2 separate regions of the Homo sapiens genome follow, and region 1 is linked to region 2. The links are chromatin loops, found by intact Hi-C in ENCODE. Cell type or tissue: endothelial cell of umbilical vein. All regions are shown on one strand. Links, peaks and the distances in the headings refer to the core of each region. The heading gives the core; the rest is flanking DNA.

Region 1 (7,589 bases), core at 2,161-6,160, 140 kb after region 2:
AAATCAGCCAGGTGTGGTGGCACAGGCCTGTGATCCCAGCTACTTGGGAGGCTGAGGCAGGAGAATTGCTTGAACCTGGGAGGCAGAGGTTGCAGTGAGCCAAGATCACACCACTTGCACTCTAGCCTGGGAGACAAAGTGAAACGCTGTCTCAAAAAAAAAGTAAAAGTAAAAACACCTATCTGATCATGTCACCCCATGCTTAAAAAGCTTCCAGGCCGGGTGCAGTGGCTCATGCCTATAATCCCAGCACTTTGGGAGGCAGAGGCTGGCGGATCACGAGGTCAGGAGATCGAGATCATCCTGGCCAACATGGTGAAACCCCGTCTCTGCTAAAAACACAAAAATGAGCCAGGTGTGGTGGCGCGCGCCTGTAGTCTCAGCTACTCGGGAGGCTGAGGCAGGAGAATCACTTGAACCCGGGAGGCAGAGGCTGTAGTGGGCCAAGATCGCGCCACTGCACTCCAGCCTGGGTGACAGAACAAGACTCTGTCAAAAAAAAGAAAAAAAAAAGCTTCCAGTGCTTCTCATTGAATTTTTTTTTTTTTTGAGATGGAGTCCCTGTCTGTCGCCAGGCTGGAGTACAGTGGCACGATCTTGGCTCCATGTAACCTCTGCCTCCCGGGTTCAAGTGATTCTCGCTGTCTCAGCCTCCTGAGTAGCCAGGACTACAGGTGCGCGCCACCAAGCTCAGCTAATTTTTGCATTTTTAGTAGAGACGAGGTTTCATCATGTTGGTCAAGATGGCCTTGATCTCCTGACCTGGTGATCCAGCCACCCTGGCCTCCCAAAGTGCTGGGATTACAGGCGTAAGCCACCATGCCCGGCCAGTTCTTACTGGTCTTAATGTAAACTCCACATCATTAACACAGTCAGCAACGCCCTGCACAACATGGCACCTGTGCACATGTCTGTCACATCACATGCCACTCTCCATCTTGCCCCTCGTGCTCTAGTTACAATGACCTTCTTCAGCTCCCTTCCAGCTTCCTGTCACAGGGCCTTTACACATTGTGTCTCTGCTTCTAGAATATTTATCCTCACCATCTTTGCCTAGATACCTTCTCTTCATCCTTTGGATTTCAGCTTGAATGTCCCTCCCTAAGGATATTTTTCTTGATTTACCAACCTAGGTATGTCCCTCTGTAATAGGTTCTCATCCTTCCCTGTACTTTCCTTCATAGAAATTAGTACAAGTATAATTAAATCATAATTTGTCCACCTCCTCTGGTCTGTGAGGTCATAACATGTCTGCTTTATTCATTTTTGTGATCACAAAGACTAGTGCAGCTTCCAGTACATAGTTTGTGCTCAATAAATATTTTTTCAAATAAATAAAGTCCCATATGAGCATCACCTCTTCTGGGAAGACTTATTTGACTCCCCTGACTCTACCAGAATTATTTTTCCTTTTGGCCAGGTGCGATGGCTCATGCCTGTAATCCCAGCACTTTGGGAGGTTGAGGCCAGTGGATCACTTAAGCGCTGAAGTTCAAGACCAGCCTGGGCAACATACTGAAACCCCCATCTTTTAAAAAAATTAATTAATTTGTAAAAAAGAAAAAAAATTTCCTCTCTTCATGTTGCTATAGCTCTCTGTTTAGCTAGACCCCTAGTACTCATCACAGTTTGACTTGTACTGTGGCTAACTGAGTCTGTCTCTCTCACCATAAAGTGTTGAAGACAAGGGCCATGTTTTTTGTCTTTGTGTCTCCTTTTCCCATACCCAACACAGTTCTGGCTGCAATTAAGGTAGTTAGTATTTGCCCGAGGGCGGTGGCTCATGCCTGTAACCTCAGCACTTTGGGAGGCCAGGCCAGTGGATTGCTTGAGCTCGGGAGTTCGAGACCAGCCTGGCCAACATGCCAAAACCTCACCTCAACAAAAAACACAAAAATTAGTCAGGTGTGGTGGCATGTGGCTGTAGTCCTAGCTACTCAGGAAGCTGAGGTGGGAGGATGGCTTGAGCCCAGGAGGCAGAGGTTGCAGTGAGCCAAGATTGCATCACTGCACTCCAGCCTGGGCAACAGAGAGAGACCCTATTTAAAAAAAAAAAAAAATATATATATATATATAGTTAATATATTTATTATATAATATTGTTATATAGTTAATATAGTTAATATTGGCCATTAAGCAAATGAATTAATTTTTTTTTTTTTGAGACAGAGTTTTGCTCTTGTTGCCCAGGCTGGAGTGCAATGGTGCGATCTCGGCTCACCACAACCTCTGCCTCCCAGGTTCAAGTGATTCTCCTGCCTCAGCCTCCCAAGTAGCTGGGATTACAGGGATGCGCCACCACATCCAGCTAATTTTTTGTGTATATTTTTAGTAGAGACAGGGTTTCTCCATGTTGGTCAGGCTGGTCTCGAACTCCCGACCTTAGGTGATCCACCTGCCTCGGCCTCCCAAAGTGCTGGGATTACAGGCATCAGCCACCGCACCTGGCCATGAATGAATGTTTAAAGACCTTCAAGGCAAGAATAAATAAATAAATAAATAAATAAATAAATAAATAAATAAATATGTATTAAAAAGGCCGAGCGTGGTGGCTCACGCCTGTAATCCCAACACTTTGGGAGACTGAGGTGGGCGGATAACAAAGTCAGGAGTTCAAGACCAGCCTGGCCAACATGGAGAAACTCTGTCTCTACTAAAAAATACAAAAATTAGCCGGGCGCCTGCAATACCAGCTATTCGGGAGGCTGAGGCAGGAGAATCGCTTCAACTCAGGAGGTGGATGTTGCAGTGAGCCGAGATCGTGCCATTGCACTCCAGCCTGGGCAGTAAGAGCGAAACTCTGTCTCAAAGAAAAGAAAAAAAAACCTTCAAGGCAAGAGAATGGAAAGGTGAGACAAAGAAATCACAGTAATAAACCCTTAGATTTGTAGTGTGATTAACAGTTAATAAAGTATTATCACATTTGTTACTCACTTGATCTTCACATAAATCCCAGGAAAGGAGAAACTATTAATATCCTCACATTATAAGGAGGACCCTAAGCTTCAGACTGATTAAGTGACTAAGAAAGGAAACGCAGCCAAGTGGCACAGTCTACAGACTCCAAACCTGCAGCCCTCCTAGTGTTTCCCCTGTGCTACGGGGTGAGCTTCCTATGATGGTAAGGTACAGATCAGTTGCTTCCCAGTCCTGGTTTGAATGACAACTTCATTGAATACAGACCCGTCACTGGCTTGGTGGGAGGAAGAAGCTCCTTTGCTGCATTTCCTTTGATAATGAAAGTTCTTGGCAGGGCGCAGTGTCTCACGCCTGTATTTCCCTGCATTTTGGGAGGCCAAGGCAGGCAGATTGCTTGAGGTCAGGAGTTCAAGACCAGCCTGGCCAACATGGAGAAACCCTGCCTCTACCAAAAATACCTTAATTAGCCAGGTGTGGTGGTAGGTGCCTGTAGTCCCAGCTACTGAGGAGGCTGAGGCAGGAGAATCGCTTGAACCTGGGAGGCAGAGGTTGCAGTGAGCTGAGATTGCGCCCCTGCACTCCAGCCTAGGTGATGGAGCGAGACTCTGTCTCAACAACAACAACAACAACAAAAGTCATTTTTCCACAGGGGATTCCCGTTCCACCACCTTCTTCCAGTGTGGTCCCAATGACAGCCACAGTAAGATTCTACAAAGAAGACAGAGTTCACTCTTTGGTAATCCTGGGGTCTACAAATGTTCAAATACAAGTAATTCAGGTTTGGATTTACCCTACAAAAACCAAGTTCTGGCTGGGTGTAATGACTCACACCTGTTATCCTAGTACTTCGGGAGGCTGAGGCAAAAGGATCCCTTGAGCCTGGGAGTTTGAGACCAGCCTGGGCAACAGAGGGAGACCCTGTCTCTAAAAAAACAAAACAAAAAACAGGCCAGGTGCGGTGGCTCACGCCTGTAATCCCACCACTTAGGGAGGCTGAGGTGGGTGGTAAATCACCTGAGGTCAGGAGTTCAAGACCACCCCGGCCAACATGGCGAAACCCCGTCTCTACTAAAAATACAAAAATTAGCCAGGCCTAGTGGCACGAGCCTGTAATCCCAGCTACTCAGGAGGCTGAGGCAGGAGAATCACTTGAACCTGGGAGGTGGAGGTTGCAGTGAGCCGAGATCGTACCACTGCACTCCAGCCTGGGCGACATCTCAAAACCAAAACCAAAAACAAACAAACCAAGTTTTGCCAGCAGAGGGAGACATGACTATGTGACAGAATTACTGGATGAGCTCCAATTTCTGGGCTATCAATCGTTATGCAATTACCTAACTGTATGAGTTATTACCTAACTATAGGAGTCTACCAAATGTGTCCAAGCTTGATTTCTCATTGTGCCTCTTTCCTCTGCAGCTTCCTGTCTACAATCTCTGCTGTAATTTCTGGTGAACAGGATTTGTCAACCTAAATAAAAAAATCATAGAAAAATCTGAAAATTAAGACTCTGGATATTATAAAAAGAACAGTTCATAGTTGTTCCCCTTTACTGAGAACCTAATGGGTGGGTCACAGATGTTTTATCTAATCTTCACATTCACTTACCTGGTAAGTGGCTGCACTGGAACTTGAGCCTAATTCCTCCCACTCGAAAGACAGTGTTTTTCCTACCACCCTGTCCTAAGCCCTGAGGCTCAGCCCTCAATCCACCTCTATCTGGTCTAACTCTACCTTCCTCTTTCAACACTACCTGCCTCCTCCAGACCTAGGGGCCTCTTCCTTTCCTTACCTTCTGGGGCAATTTGTACGATGTGCAATTACCATCTGCTTTTTTAAATGGTGCTATCCATCCATCTATGAATATATTGTGTCTCCCCAACTCGAGTTCTTCTAATTTGCTATAAGTAAGTGTCTTGTTCCAAAAGTAATTTAAGAACATTTTTAAAAGAGTTTTGACCAAACTCTATATAGAATTGTCTCAATTTTGTTTTAAAGCATCGTACATGTTGACTCCTCTTCCTCTTACCCTAAATACAATTCATCAACAAATGCTATCCCGGTTCTACTTAGAAAATCTGTTGATCCTGATTCCAAAACTCTCCATGCTACCACCACTACCCTCTTAGTCCATGCCCCCTACATCTCTCACCTGCACGCTGCAGTAGTATTTTAACAGGAACCCCTGGTTCCACCCTTATCCTCCTACTCTTCCTCTGCGACAGAACAGCTAGAGTCTTCCTTCAGAACTACATATCAAATCATCCTACCTCCTCCTCTCCATCCTCCAATGACGTCTCATCCCTCTCAGAACGAAATCCAGGCTGGGCGCACTGGCTTACGCCTGTTATCCCAGTACTTTGGGAGGCTGAGGTGGGCGAATCACCTGAGGTCAGGAGTTCAAGACCAGCTTGGCCAACATGGCAAAACCCTGTCTCTATTACAAATACAAAAAATTAGCCGGGCATGGTAGTGCATGCCTGTAATCCCAGCTACTTGGGAGGCTGAGGCAGGAGAATCACTTGAACCCGGAAGACGGAGGTTACAGTGAGCCGAGATCATGCCACTGCACTCCAGCCTGGGTGACAGAGAGAGACTCTGCCTCAAAAAAAAAAAAAAAAAAAAAGAAAGAAAGAAAAGAATGAAATCCAAAGTCCTTGTTGGGGCACGTACACTGTACTCTATCAAGCTCCTGGTCCCTTCTCCTGTATCATGTGTTCCTATTCCCCCCTTCCCTACTCTCATCCAACAACACTGGCCTCCTTGTTCCTCAGTCCTGCCAAGCACCTTCCAGCTTGAGGGCCTGCGCACTTGCTCTTTCCTCTGCCTGCAAGCTCTCTCTCCCAGCGTCTCACTCGGCTTCCCTCCTTCCTGTCATTCACTTGTATTTGCAAATGTCATCTCCTCAGAGAAGCTTTTTTGTCCGTGCTTCCTAAAATACTTCTTTGTCATTCCCTATATCCTTACTCCATTTTGTTTTTCTTCACAGCACTTACCACAATATGACATTCTAGATATTTCTTTATCTGTTTATGTTTTCTTCTTCCCATTAATGTGCAATGAGATAATTTCTCCCAGTGCCTAGAAATATGCCTGGTTCAGGCCCGGCACAGTGGCTCATGCCTGTAATCCCAGCACTTTCGAAGGCTGAGGCAGGCAGATCATGAGGACAAGAGATCGAGACCATCCTGGCCAACATGGTGAAACCCCGTCTCTACTAAAAATACAAAAATTAGCCGGGTGTGGTGGCGGGCACCTGTAGTACCAGCTACTTGGGAGGCTGAGGCAGGAGAATCACTTGAACCCGGGAAGCGGAGGTTGCCATGAGTCGAGATGGCTCCTTTGCATTCCAGCCTGGGCGACAGAGTGAAACTCCGTCTCGGGAAAAAAAAAAAAAAGAAATATGCCTGGTTCATGATAAGACCCCAGGAGATATTTGCTTAATGAATAAATGGTGAATTAAGCTATTAATAGTTTTCACAACTATCTTTTTTTCTTTTCCTTTTTTTTTTTTTGAGACAGGGTCACACTCTGTCACCCAGACTAGAGTGCAGTGGTGCAACCACGTTTCACTGCAGCCTTGACCTCCTGTGCTCAGGTGATCCTCCCACCTCAGCCTCCCAAGTAGCTGGGACTACAGCACCACGGCACTCCGCTAATTTTTTTGTTTTTTATTTTTTGTAGAGATGGGGTTTCACTATGTTGCTCAGGCTGGTCTCAAACTCTTGGACTCAAGCAATTCGCCATCTTTGGCCTCTGAAAGTGTTGGGATTACAGGTGTGAACCACCGTGCCCAGCCACAACCATCATTTTGAATGGCTGCTTAACTTAATGTAATTTTTTTTTTTTTTTTGAGACAGATTTTCGCTGTTGTTGTCCAGGCTGGAGTGCAATGGTGCGATCTCGGCTCACCACAACCTCTGCCTTCCGGGTTCAAGAGATTCTCCTGCCTCAGCCTCCCTATTAGCTGGGATTACAGGCATGTGCCACCACGCCTGGCTAATTTTGTATTTTTAGTAGAGATGGGCTTTCTCCATGTTGGTCAGGCTGGTCTCGAACTCCCGACCTCAGGTTATCCACCCGCCTTGGCCTTCCTAAGTGCTGAGATTACAGGCGTGAGCCACCGCGCCCAGCCTTGGTAAATTATTTTGTGTGTGTGTGAAATACTGGGTTGAATCACATGAATTCTCATTTTGTAGGTTAATAATGACGGCATATTGACTTCAGGCCAGATCGCCGGATATCAGCTGAGTGACTCTTACAAGTCCTTCTAGATCCTGAAGTGGATTAGGTGCCGCAGTTGCTGCTCGTGTTGAATCCAGAACCGTAGCCAGACATAGGACTGGAGGACGAGCGAAAGATGCTGACCGAGTCTGGAGATCCTAAGGAGGAGGAAGAAGAAGAGGGGGAATTAGTGTTTCTACATCAGGATCCCCTAACAACAGTGAGAGAGCAATGCCAGCAGTTGGAGAAATGTGTAAAGGCCCAGGAGTGGCTGGAGCTCTGTGATGAGTGTGTATCCTCTCAATCACATACAGAAGAGGATTGCACGGAGGAGCTCTTTGACTTTTTGCATGCAACGGACCATTGCGTGGCCCACAAACTCTTTAACAACTTGAAATAAATGTGTGGACTTATTCCCCACAGGCTTCATCACCTGGGCATCAGGA
Region 2 (7,589 bases), core at 1,497-5,496:
CATTGCGCTCCAACCTGGATGACAAGAGCGAAACTCCGTCTCAAAAAAAAAAAAAATTTACATATATATATATGGAATATTTATTTTCTTTTAAAAAAATGTTTATCACAGTTTCCTTTAAATGCTAGGCATTTAGAATTAGTTTTTTTTTAGGCCAGGAACAGTGGCTCACACCTGTAATCCCAGCACTTTGGGAGGCCAAGGAAGGCAGATCACTTGAGGCCAGAAGTTCAAGACCAGCCTGGCCAACATGGAGATTCCCTGCCTCTGGTAAAAACACACACAAAAAGTTAGCTGGGGGTGGTGGTGGCTGGGCGCCTGTAATCCCAGTTACTCAGGAGGCTGGTTCAAGAATTCAAGAATCACTTGAACCCAGGAGGCAGAGGCTACAGTGAGACGAGACAGCGCCACGGTACTCTAGCCTGGATGAAAGAGTGAGACTCTGACTCAAAAAAAAAAAAAAAAAAAAAGTTTTTTGTTGTCTTTTTTGAGACAGGGTCTCACTGTATTGCCCAGGCTGGAGTGCGGTGGTGCAATCACAGCTCACTGCAACCTCCGCCTCCCAGGCTCAAGCTATCCTCCTGTCTCAGTCTCCTGAGTAGCTAGGACTATAGGCATATGCCACCACACCTGGCTAATTTTTGTATTTTTTTGTAGAGACAGGGTTTTGCCATGTTGCCCAGGCCGGTCTCGAACTGCTGGGTTTTTGTACTTTTTGTAGAGATGGGGTTTTGCCATGTTGTCCAGGCTGGTCTCAAATTCCTGGGCTCAACATTCCACCTGCCTCAGCCTCCCAAAGTGCCAGGATTACAGATGTGAGCTACCATGCCTGGCCTAAAATTAGTTTTAATTTAGAAAAGTATTATACTAAATTTTTTCAGACTACTTAAAGCTATAGTTTTGGGGAGAAAGAAAAATGTTTTTCAATTAAAGACTTAAATATTACACTTTTAAAACTTTTTATTATGGAAATCTAAAAAAAATTCACCAAATGAGAGAGAACATTACAATGAACCACCACATACCCATCACCCATTTTCAACAATTATCAACACATGGCCTATCTTGTTTCCTCCATACCTTCAGACACCCTCCGTCCACAAACTGGGTTATTCTGAAGCAAGCCTCAGACATTTCATTCATTATTATTGTAGTATATATCTCTGAAAACAAGGACTTAAATTTTTTTTTTTACACCTCAGAAAATGACTATAATTCCTTAATATCAAATTATTTAGTCAATGTCCCAAATTTACAGGGAAAAACCACTTTTTTTAAACAGTTGGTTTGTTCAAATCAATAGACCCACATATACTGCATTTGGCTAACACATGTCTTGAAGTATCTTTTAATCTATGGGTTTCTCTCACTTTTTCTTCCAATTTACTTAGAGAAAAAACTAGTAAACTGTATTGTAGTTACACACATTCTGTATTTTGCTAATCGTATGGTCCTCTGTCCCTTGCATTTCCTGAAAATTAGAATCGAAATCTAGAGGCTTGCTCAGATTCAGATTTTATTTTAGCAAGAAAACTTCATAGGCTTATGGTATACTTCCTACCACACCACATCAGAACACACAAAACATCTATGATCTCTTTTTTGAGATGCTAAGATATATCAGTGGGATAGATGTGGTCTATCTGATCCACTTATTATAAAGTTTCCCATCAGCATTTCAATCTAATTGTTTTAGCAGCCACCGATGATCACTATCTCCATCATTTTATTTAGGGGCTGGAAAGTGCTGATAGTCTATCGTTCCTTTTTCATTTATAAGCCAGAGTCCTTCTAAAAATAGATGCTTTCCACTATCTATTTGGTTACCCGAGGTACAATTCATATTAAAAAAGCAGGATAAGGCTGCATGCGGTGGCTCACGCCTGTAATCCCAGCAGGCCAAGGCAGGTGGACCACCTGAGGTCAGGAGTTTGAGACCAGCCTGGCCAACATGGTGAAACCTCATCTCTACTAAAACTACAAAAATTAGCCAGGTGTGGGGGCGCATGCCTGTAATCCCAGCTACTCCGAAGGCTGAGGCAGGAGGCAGGAGAATCACTTGAACCTGGGAGGCGAAAGTTGCAATGAGCCAACATTGTGCCACTGCACTCCAGCCTGGGCAACAAGAGCAAAACTCCTTCTCCAAAAAAAAAAAAAAAGAAAGAAAGAAAAGGGCAGGATAAGTAACTTATTTTTGTATTTACTGTTTTCAGAATAATTAGCTGGTTTTCTGGCATGCTCCAAAGGTGATTTGATTTCTGTTTCAAATACCACTATTAATATGAGTATCATTTTATAAAGCAGCATTATGGATTTAAATATACTTTTGTGCTTTAATTACTGTATTTCCTCACTTGTGAATTGGCTATTCATTGGCTATTGTCCACTTATATACCATTTGTGAGAGCTCTCTAATTTACATTAAATATATTGAAACATTTACTGTCACATTTACTACAAACCCTTTCTTCCAGTTTATTCTTCATCTTTTTATCACTATTGATTTTCCATTAAAGTTTTTATTAATTTTATGTATTGTAACTGACTGGTCTTTTCTATTTCTTTAAGCATGTTTACACTTAAATGTAGCTTCCCTCCCTTTGATAGCTTAATACTTTTTCTGTATTCGTTTACATTTAACTCTTATAATTCACATAAGAAAAAGTGCATGGGCCGGGCTCAGTCATGACCAGCCTGGCCAACATGACCAAACCCTGGTTCTACTAAAGATACAAAAATTAGCTGGGTATGGTGGCACACGCCTGTTATCCCAGCTACTCGGGAGGCTGAGGCACGAGAACCGCTTGAGCCTGGGAGGTGGGGGTTGCCATGAGCCGAGATCGTGCCACTGGACTCCAGCCTCGGTGACACAATGAGACTCTGCCTCCCCCACCAAAAAAAGAAAGAAAATGTGCATGGATAGAAATGAGAAGAATGTGCAGACACACTAGGAAAAAACCAAGAGGGAGAGAATGAGGGAAAAAAACCCTTTCTTGGCCACATATATTACTGAGCAAACATGCTGTATGAACCATTACATTATCTTCCACAAGCGGAAATGACTACAGTAGTTTTGCAAAACTGTTAGCTTACGTTAACCACAGGAGGGCAGTGTTTATCAAACAAACCTCATTCCACTGAACTGCTCATGGAAACTTTAAAGTACAATTTTTAGAAACTACTTTATGACAATATGAATAACCACTCAGAATAACTAAAATCAACACTACATAGATTTAAAGCTAGATTTTTAAAGGGTGCTTAATATATTTACTTCTTAGCTTGTAGATTCCCAATTCAGTTAATAAAAAGGATTTAAAAATTATATTTTCTAACACTCGAGAATAACTGAGTTGCCTCTAAGATTCAAGTTTGATTCTAGCCTAAATAACGGGAATATTTCAATTACTATTACATTATGAGTTCATTCCAGATATACAGATGTGCAGAGTCTGAATTTTGTATAATCTATATGACTGCTACATTTTAAATGTCCAAATAAGTAACACAGTGATCTATATATAAAGTTCTATCAGTGTTAAAAGGCTCATTTACTGCCCAAAAGCTTTAATTAGGGTAACTTGTGCCATACCAGTAAATCAGATCAGCCAATATAGAGTGAGAAGAGATGAGGGCTTCTGCTATAGAACAATATATCAACGTTTAAGAGCCAGAGAAGAAAAACTAGGAAATAAACTAAATGACCAGAGAGATGAGAAGAAAACCAGAAAACACTGCTGTTTCAGAAAAGACAAAAGTATTCTAAGGTTTAGGTGGTCAACAATGTCAAATGCTGCCTAGAAGCTGAGATAACAACAGAAATGTATCCCCTGTATTTGTCAACAAAGGGATGTTTAATTAGCTTTGTAAATTCGGATTCCACTTAATGCGGAGGGAAGAAATCAGATGTGAGGGGATTTAGCACTGACTGGGAGTCTAAAGGTAGTAATAGGGGATTAAAACAACTCTTTCTAGGACAATAAAGGAAACAGAACATGTGGAATTGAGGAATAATTGTTTTGTCAAATGAAGTTGCACTGAACCAGCATAAGGGAGACCCAAATATCCCTGCATATCCCATCTTCCCCCTTTCCACCATGAGTGGCAAGTAATTTCACATACGGTTTTTGACAAATCCCTCATTATCTGAGCTTGAGGTACTAGTTCCGATTTGATACTCAAGAACAAAATGAATTCAGAGGATGCGGTTTCCCTCAGCTACCAAACTCACTATACACTCACTCACCTGAGTTCAGGAGCTCAACACATGAGAGTAACAAGGAACACATGGTATTTAGACAGAAATGTGATCTAACAGAGCCTTTGGAGGAAAGAGGGAAAAAGTCCTTACCTGGCTGTTTAGCAGTTATCTACTGATCACTACCTGTGTCCTGAGATGCACTTTTCTGTTCAGCTTCTGTCACACTAGACTCTTGTGGTTCACTCTACTCTACCTCTCTACTAGCAACTTCCTCATTCTCCACAGTCTTTTAATGTTGGTCTTCTTCAGGGTTCTTTTCTCCTCAGTGTCTACTCTCCTTGGACATTTTCATCCTCCCATGGCTTCAAAAATAGCCATGCTCCTATAGCAGCACCGTATACATCCCCAGTACTGCTTATCACAGTGCACCGTTTTTTTGTTTTTGAGACAGGGACTCACTCTGTCGCCCAAGGTGGCATGCAGTTTTATAGCTGGAGTACATGATCATAGCTCACTGCAGCCTCGAACTCCTGGGCTCAAGCAATCCTCCTGCCTCAGCCTCCCAAGTAGCTAGGACTACAAGTGTGAACCACCATGCCCAGCCTTATTCATCTAGTATTACTAGTGCCTATTATATGACAGATCTAAAACACTTAATGGTTGGCTGATGGAATTAGGAACATATGTGGCAAGATTAGCTTCAGACACTAGTAAAAATGCCTCTTTTTAAAAAAGGATAAAAGGTGAGGGAAAATGCAAATAAATTTACAGATTTGGGCGCAGAAACTTGAGTGTAAAAGTAGCTGAGAATACTTAAATACGAAACCTATACAGAGAGGCACCTACAGATATACAGAGAAGATTACAGAAGCTGACATTGTAAGCTCATGGGCATAGTTTACCTAGGGGTCCCTCAATTCTGAACAGCTCTATCAAGTCACTTGGGTTTAGTCTTTCCTAGCTTGGATTCTTTTAATTATCCAAAAAGTCTGGAGGTTATACACACTCCCTAGTTCAAGAAAAAAAGCTCTCAACCAAACTCTCTTCAAACTCTTTAGAGTTAATAACACTAACAGTTAATACTTATCTAGCATTTAACTGCCAAGCACTATTCTAAGTGATTTAGATATATTAGCTTATTTAACCTTTACAATAAACCTATGAGGTAGATACTATCAGCCCATTTTTTTTCAGATGTGAAAACTGAAGTGCAGAGAAATTAAATAACTTGCCTAAGGTTTTGTCAGCTAATTAATGAAAAGAGCCACTGCTGCTGCTGAGTTGTCCAACTTGTCATCAGCAGAATCCAACTCTCAGAACCCTGTTATAATTCCTCAAAAAGAAGAGCCAACCACTTCGGTGGCTCTGAAGGTGACAGCAATTTGTAGCTTAACCTAGTAGGTGCTCCTCAGTGCTTCCACATCTAATGATAAAAGGCAAGTACAGCATATGGCAAAGGCATGATATGGAAAAGAGAAATAGGGGCTTAGACTCCTCAGGAATGATGGCTTCAGGCAAGCAACCTTGATCAGCTGCAGTCTGGCCATGAGTGACGGAAATCTAGACTAGGCAGTGGCAGAAGGAGATGATGAATATTAATACGGCCTTGGAACCAGCTACTGCAGCAGAGACTATGACCTATTCCACTCATCCTCTATAGTAAGCCATTTTAAGAGACTGCTGCCAGTGTCTGTCTTGAGGAGCTGATGTCAAGAACAGGCTTACTGTAGAGCACAAGCCATTAAGAAACACATCCAAATAGAAACTTTCAGTGTCCTGCAACACACATATCCCTCAAGAACCTCCTCAGCTCTGGCAGACAGTGCCGCTCACACACTGCCAGCATGCCACCTTCGCTCATGCTGCTCTGTATATGACATACCTTCCCTACTCCTTTTGACAGATACCTCAAAGTTTATCTATCACTCAACAAAATAGCAAAGATTTTTAAACTGGTAATATTAAATTCTTCAAGAGTTGAATCAGACAGGCACATACACACTAAACAGTGGAGAGGGTAAAATGATACACCTTTATAGATAGTAACTTGGTAACAGGCCAGGCGCAGTGGCTCACATCTGTAATCCCAGCACTTCTTGGGAGGCCGAGGTGGGTGGATTGCTTTGAGCCCAGGAGTTAGAGACCAGCCTGGGAAACATGGTGAAACTCTATCCCTACTAAAAATATAAAAATTAAGCTCATGCCTGTAATCTCAGCACTTTGGAAGGCCAAGGCGGGCAGATTCCCTGAGGTCAGGAGTTTGAGACTAGCCTGGCCAACATGCCAAAACCCCGTCTCTGCTAAAAACACAAAAATGAGCTGGGTGTGGTGGTGCATGCCTGTAATCTCAACTTGGGAAGCTGAGGCAGGAGAATCACTTGAACCCAGGAGGTGGAGGTTGCAGTGAGCTGAGATCATGCCACTGCACTCCAGGCTGGGCGACAGAGTGAGACTCTTGTCTCAAATAAATAAATAAAAATATAAAAATTAGCCGAGCATGCTGGCACACACCTGTGGTCCCAGCTACTCAAGAGGCTGAGTGGACTGCTTGATCCCGGGAGGCAGAGGTTGCAGTGAGCCGAGATCGTGCCACTGCACTCCAGCCTGGGCGACAGAGCGAGACTCCGTCTCAAAAAAAAAAAAAAGAGAGAGAGACAGAAACACAATCTTGATAATGCATTTATTTATTTATTTATTTATTTATTTAGAGACAGAGTCTCGCTCTGTCGGCCAGGCTGCAGTGCAGTGGCGTGATCTCAGCTCACCACAGCCTCCGTCTCCCGGGTTCAAGCAATTCTCTGACCTCAGCCTCCCGAGTAGCTGGGATTACAGGCATGCACCACCATACCTAATTTTTGTTTTTTGTTTTTTGAGACGGAGTCTCACTTTGTCGCCAGGCTGGAGTGCAGCAGTGCAATCTCGGGTCACTGCAACCTCCGCCTCCTGGGTTCAAGCAATTCTCCTGCCTCAGCCTCCCAAGTAGCTGGGACTACAGGCCTGTACCACCATGCCCAGCTAATTTTTGTATTTTTATTAGAGATGGGGTTTCACCATGTCGGCCAGGCTGGTCTCAAACTCCTAACCTCAGGTGATCCGCCCACCTCAGCCTCCCAAAGTGCTGGGATTACAGGCATGAGCCACTGCTCACCTGGCCTATACTTTTTTTTTTTTTTTTTTTTTGACACCAGTGTTTATTTCAGGAAGCAGGTCTGGAAGACCTGGGTCTGTCCAGTGGAGTCCTGGAGTCTCCAGCTTCTCACTTGGCCTTCGGGTTACGGAACTTGTATCCAGCAAAGACAGCCTTGTCCCCAAGAGCCTCCTCAATCCTCAAATGAGTTGGTTGTATTTCGCCAGACGCTCCAAGGGGTAGGGGGCGCCAGTCTTGATC

What was found. Peaks named below come from ENCODE experiments on the same cell type or tissue, not always from the same donor. Only the 100,000 strongest peaks of a DNase experiment are listed, where the experiment ranks them.
Region 1: a loop joins it to region 2, with 9 times the contacts of the local background. A loop is called at or near these places in 8 of 110 quality-filtered maps.

The regions. Positions count from the first base shown.
Region 1 is chr2:25,987,539-25,995,127 of GRCh38, forward strand. It overlaps the pseudogene UQCRHP2. Among named protein-coding and RNA genes, the nearest start is that of KIF3C, 8.8 kb to the left of the region's middle. RefSeq lists a silencer at 4,260-4,309. In endothelial cell of umbilical vein, for the core only: a CTCF peak has its summit at 4,169 (motif pointing right); a DNase peak (open chromatin) is centred at 4,213.
Region 2 is chr2:25,849,004-25,856,592 of GRCh38, forward strand. All of the region lies in intron 1 of ASXL2 (ASXL transcriptional regulator 2), which reads right to left. Among named protein-coding and RNA genes, the nearest start is that of ASXL2, 26 kb to the right of the region's middle. In endothelial cell of umbilical vein, for the core only: a CTCF peak has its summit at 3,106 (motif pointing right); a DNase peak (open chromatin) is centred at 3,098; H3K27ac peaks cover 447 bases.